Regions from separate parts of the Homo sapiens genome. Here region 2 is linked to region 1. Evidence: read pairs that join two places in POLR2A ChIA-PET (ENCODE). Cell type or tissue: HepG2. All regions are shown on one strand. Each heading gives the region's core, and the rest is flanking DNA. Links, peaks and the distances in the headings are about the cores only. Region 1 overlaps MYO9A (myosin IXA). Region 2 overlaps SENP8 (SUMO peptidase family member, NEDD8 specific).

Evidence for each region. ChIA-PET counts read pairs that join two places held together with the same protein. Peaks named below come from ENCODE experiments on the same cell type or tissue, not always from the same donor. Only the 100,000 strongest peaks of a DNase experiment are listed, where the experiment ranks them.
Region 2: POLR2A ChIA-PET joins it to region 1 with 10 read pairs; 5 of 35 experiments call an interaction of 5 or more read pairs at or near these places.

What each region holds. Positions count from the first base shown.
Region 1 is chr15:71,850,547-71,853,469 of GRCh38, forward strand. It overlaps MYO9A (myosin IXA), which reads right to left. Exons shown (of 42, transcript NM_006901.4): 36 at 1,586-1,714; 37 at 707-812. Among named protein-coding and RNA genes, the nearest start is that of NR2E3, 41 kb to the left of the region's middle. In HepG2, for the core only: a CTCF peak has its summit at 465 (motif pointing left); DNase peaks (open chromatin) are centred at 475 and 1,615.
Region 2 is chr15:72,121,401-72,124,323 of GRCh38, forward strand. The region is part of intron 1 of SENP8 (SUMO peptidase family member, NEDD8 specific); the gene reads left to right. Among named protein-coding and RNA genes, the nearest start is that of SENP8, 4.5 kb to the left of the region's middle. In HepG2, for the core only: no CTCF peak of the experiment used is centred there; no DNase peak of the experiment used is centred there.

The sequences.
Region 1 (2,923 bases), core at 128-2,627:
TTGTGGTCAGGAGTTTGAGACAATCTTGGCCAACATGGCAAAACCTTGTCTCTACTAACAATACAAAAATTAGCCAGGGTGTGGTGGCGCACACCTGTAATCCCAGCTATGTAGGGGGCTGAGGCAGGAGAATCACTTGAACCGGGGAGGCGGAGGTTGCAGTGAGCTGAGATTGCGTCACTGCACTCCGGCCTGGGTGACAGACTGAAACTGTGTCTCAAAAAAAAAAAAAAAAAAAAAAAAAAAAAAAAAAAAGAATGCAGAGTAGAGGCTTTAACCAAAAATAAAGATGGCTTTCTTCTCAACTACTGCTGATATTTACACACAGGGGAAGAGACACTACTCCTGACGCCTCTTTGGTCAATTCCTGAGAATGATCTGAACCCCTCATATGAATTAGGTCATTTCAATAGATTATATATCCTTTCTAGTTCAGCTGTTAGAAAACAGGCTAAACTACACACTGCCACCATGAGGCTGAAGCTGTTACATGGTTCAAACAAGGGCAGAAAAGCAACTGCCATGCATTCCAGCTCAGCTGAATATTTCTGCTCCAAGGTATCCTAACCACCTGTTTGAGACACTGACTTTATAAATAGAAGAAAAAATAAATACCTGTCAGTCTTCCAAATGGAGAAATTCCTTATCTATTTAAAATAATCCAAGAGAAACTATTAAAAATCGTTCCCTTGCTTCTTAAAGTTACCTGACTAGATGAAAGATGAGGCGTTCCAGTGTATTGAGATGAGTTCGGGAGAGTTGATCAATCACAGAGTATACACCACGGATTGTCTCCTTCCTCTCCTGAAGGCCTAAAAACAGTAAGAGCAGAAACTAAGACTAAATATCCCCCCTTATACAGTGTATCTTCCTCCCAGACACTATGAAGCAAAGAAGGCTGGCTACAGAGTTTTAGGAGTAGTTGTACCTGTAGGGCAGGAGAAGAGCAACTCACAGTAACTATTTAACTCCTTTTGCTTGAGTTCTATATTCATAAACAGTCTCCTTAGTTTGAACCTATATCACAGTAATCCTTAATAACAGCAAGGGGATAGAGATGTTCTAGTTTTTCAGTCATTGTGTAGCAGATTGATTTACCATTAAAGTCAACATAATTTATGAATCCTCAGGGCCTAAATACCTCTAGGAAGGCCTTTATCAATATCCTACGCACTTACAGCACTGAGAAACTAAACTCTGAAACCTGTTAAGCTTGGCATAAAACAGCCAGCTTTACACATAGTTCTTGCCTAGATTTCCAATTTAAATGAACATAAGCCTAATCTTAAAACTTATTTTTAATATTTTAATCTGTTTTATAACCCCAGTCTTTCCATTTCTTTGTAAGAAGCAACCAAGTGTCTCACTCAGAAAATTTTTAGGACACTAACGTTTTGATGAGTCTCTAAAAAGTCAACATTTGAATAGGTGACAGTATACTAGCCGTTTTGTATTCACTGTCAAAAGCTTACCTTTGAATCTATAAGAATTAAACCACTAGAGGATGGCTTGATAATCTATACTCAAGATGGCATTTCTTTCCCAACTATAGGCCTTCTCTCTAACCCAGGAAGCCTATGCTTACCCATAGCTCGAAGAAATTCCTCATAGAGTTCAAAGGTCATGAGAGGATTGGGCAAATCTCGAAGCCATTGTTTGAATACACTTGCAATGACGTGTATGTTATAGTCATCTAGATTTACACTCTCAGCATCTATTTAGAGACAAGAGTTAGATTAACAGAGCCAAAACATGCAAAGAGATTCAAATAATTCACTTTAGAAACTATCATCATTAAAGGAAGGCTTCATGTTTCTTTTTTTTTTTTTTTTTTGAGATGGAGTTTCACTCTTGTTGGCCAGGCTGGAGTGCAATGGTGTGATCTCAGCTCACCACAACCTCTGCCTCCCGAGTTCAAGTGATTCTCCTGCCTCAGCCTCCGGAGTAGCTGGGATTACGGGCATGCGCCGCCACGCTTAGCTAATTTTGTATTTTTAGTAGAGACGGGGTTTCTCCATGTTGGTCAGGCTGGTCTCGAACTCCCAACCTCAGGTGATCCACCTGCCTTGGCCTCCCAAAGTGGAGGGATTACAGGCGTGAGCCACCATGCCCGGCCGGCTTCATGTTTCTTAGTCAAACTGACTAACCTATTTTCCACAATGTAATTCCATGCTTTGGAACTGTGCTTCTAACTGTGGTGAAAGAATACGTCTTGTGTATTTGTTTTCCAAACCTGTTGTGGACTGAAATGTGTAAAATAAAAGATCATGGCCAGGAGCAGCGGCTCATGACTGTAATCCCAGCACTTTGGGAGACTGAGACAGGCCGATTACTTGAGGCCAGGAGACAGAAAGCAGCCTGGCCAACGTGGTGAGACCTGTCTCTACTAAAAATATAAAAATTAGCTGGGTGTGGTGGCACACGCCTATAATCCCAGCTACTTGGGAGGCTGAGGCAGAATTGCTTGAACCCAGGAGACGGAGGTTGCAGTGAGCCAAGGTCACACCATTGTACTACAGCCTGGGCAACAGAGCAAGACTGTCTCTGAATGAATGAATGAATGAATGAATGAATGTTTTCGTGCTGAAGCACTGTTATACTGCTATAAACGTCTCTACATGCTTGCTCTCAATTTCTGTACTTACCTGGTTTTGGATTTGTCCACAGACCACACTTTGAGTAACAATGGTTTACATGACAAATGAAAAAACGCATACAGGACACTTTCTGAAAGTAAGGCTAATTTTAAGTCATTCTTAGAGATAAAAGGACAGTGATAACTGAGCTTAGAAAATGTAAAGGAAACACCTTCACCCGTTTCACTTATAAACTCCCTAAGGATATACAGATTAGATGACTGGGGAAGATTCAGGATGATTGATTTTCACTTGTGCTATTTCAAGGTATCAGAGACAAAGTCAGT
Region 2 (2,923 bases), core at 302-2,801, 270 kb after region 1:
GAGACTAGAACAATAAGTTAATTAATTTTTGAAAAATGGAATCTTGGGCCAGGTGCAGTGGCTCAGGCCTGTAATCCCAGCACTTGGGGAGGCTGAGGCAGGAGGATCACTTGAGCCCAGGAGTTCAAGACCAGCCTGGGCAACAAAGTGAGACCGTGTCTCTCCAAAAAAAAAAAAAGAAAATTAGCCAGACATAGTGGTGCCTGCCTGTGGTCCCATCTACACGGGAGACTGAAGCAGGAGGATTACATGAGCCCAGGAGGTCGAGGCTGCAGTGTTCATGCCACTGCACTCCAGCCTGAGTGACAGAGAGCCTGTCTCCAAAAAAAATCTTGAGGTGATCTCTAGAGTCTGCTAAATTCCTTTATTTCCACAATGTGCTGACCAGTCTAGAGTAACATACATTGGAATAAATGGCATACCTGTCAACAGGAATATATACCCCAGTGTGGGAGTCAGTTAACTTTATGTGGTCAAGAGGCTAGCCCAGTCTTTTGTATTATAAATGATATTGTTAGTACTTCTAATAAAGCAATGGCCTTACCATAAGTTCACAGATCTTGCCAAGGCCTTCCTCAGTCAAACTCCATCTATACCTGTGAGTCCTACATTTCTGACTTTTAAAAGTCAGAACCTGTCTATACCTGTGAGTCCTACATTTCTGTCTTTTAAAAGTCAGAACTCCTCTCTTTTTGCCAATTCCTTAAACTTCTTGGATGGGAAAGAAGTTTAGTTTAAACACATTAGCAAAAGAATGGGAGGTCCTCAAGGCCCAGGCAACCCATCTCCTTTGAAACTGATCAATACCGGACTATAAAAACTTACTGCTCAAATCCAGCTAGTACCCAAAGTATGTACTGTCTATATACCTGTCTATACCTGTGAGTCCTACATTTCTGACTTTTAAAAGTCAGAACTCCTCTCTTTTTGCCAATTCCTTAAACTTCTTGGATGGGAAAGAAGTTTAGTTTAAACACATTAGCAAAAGAATGTGAAGTCCTCAAGGCCCAGGCAACCCATCTCCTTTGAAACTGATCAATACCGGACTATAGAAACTTACTGCTCAAATCCAGCTAGTACCCAAAGTATGTACTTTTTAAATGTATTCTAAAAAATTGAATTTGGGGTTTAGGTATTACTGATCCAAATGAGTCCTATAAAATTAACTTCCAGAACTAGGTTCTCAGAGAGGCCACCATTACCACCTTCTTCAACATAACTAGCCTATATTGACTTTCTGTCCATCAAATAATTGGAGGCCATTTGGGTGGTGATAGGAAGAATTAAGTTTATGCAGAACTTGAGGTTCAGCTATCTGACACCTTTTGCGGGAGGAGGAGGAGTGGGTCTATCTGAAATCAGAAATAATACTTTTATGAGGCTTTTTAATAATTTTTATTACTTACAGAAAATTTCTGAAAGTTCCTTTCTCTGGCTCCCAATTAAATGGCTTACTCCACAATCAACTTATAAAAGCACTGGATCATTGTCTTGATCCCAAAAAATTTGTCCCAACTATAGTTACTATTTTGAGCATCTGTATTATTGTTTGAAAACCTTAGGCTTGCTTTCCCTGATGGCCAATGAATAAAACTCTCAAAGTCGTGTGATTCATTACTCATTAATTCATTAGATATTTATTGAACCTCTACTATGTGCCAGGCACATTTTTGAAACCCACTAATGAGCAATTTGTAATGACAATTTACCTCTTAACTATCTATGAAAAAAATAACTTGCCAGGATTTGAAATCCTTAGAACAAATGAGATTAAAAGATCATAGCTTTTTTGTGTTCTTTCAAATAGTGTGTTTGCATAGAGCTGCCATGTGCTGACCACAGTGATTATCTGTGAAATGAGGTAAATCATGGCTTTAACCACTCCTTATCAGACTTTGTTACCACATGTACTAAAATAAAGTTCTGTCTACACCTTTATAAAATATTATCTTACACAGACGTCTTATTAATTCTAATGGCCTCTCCACACCTGACCCTCACTCCTAGTCATTTCAAAGTTTGCAATTGTGTAAAGTCATTTCTCAGAAAATTTGAAGCAAAACAAAGTCACCACAAGAAAAACTTGGTATACACCAGGTTTATATTGAGGACAAAAACTGTGACACAATTACAAATGGAACTTTTTTTTTTTTTTTTGTGATGGAGTTTTGCTCTTGTTCCCCAGGCTGGAGTGCAGTGGCGTGCTCTTGGCTCACCACAACCGCCACCTCCTGGGTTCAAGCAATTCTCCTGCCTCAGCCTCCCGAGTAGCTAGGATTACAGTTGTACACTACCACGCCTGGCTAATTTTGTATTTTTAGTAGAGACAGGGTTTCTCCATGTTGGTCAGGCTGATCTAGAACGCCCGACCTCAGGTGATCCACCCGCCTTGGCCTCCCAAAGTGCTGGGATTACAGGCATGAGCCACCGCACCCAGCCTACAAATGGAACTCTTGAGGTAGAAATGGTAGACCAGGAATAAAATTATTTTCATGGTCAATGACACCTTAGCCATTGATAGCTGTGCCTAGTTACAGAGCAATAAATGGAGAGCCTTGGTGTTAGATGAAATCCTAAAAAGTCACCTGTTTTATCTCCTTGGCCCCAGACAGAATAAAGTGGAATTTATAGCAGTAGAGTTACCAAGCATCATCATCACACCAAGTAGGTTTTGTACTTTGAGAGCTGAATTCCTCTCTGAAATATTGATGTTACAGGAATGTTGTTTAAATTCATAGCTCATTTATAAAATTGAGAATATTTCTTACATTTATAACTGTGTTGTGTTTTCCTGAGTTTTTCAAGATATGTTTCACTTCTGTACTTTGCTCACTCAGGAAAAATATTTATTTATTAAAACTCTAGCTTGTCAGGCACTGAAGTTAGAAGGATGAGTAAAATCTAATCTGTGTACTCAAGAGGG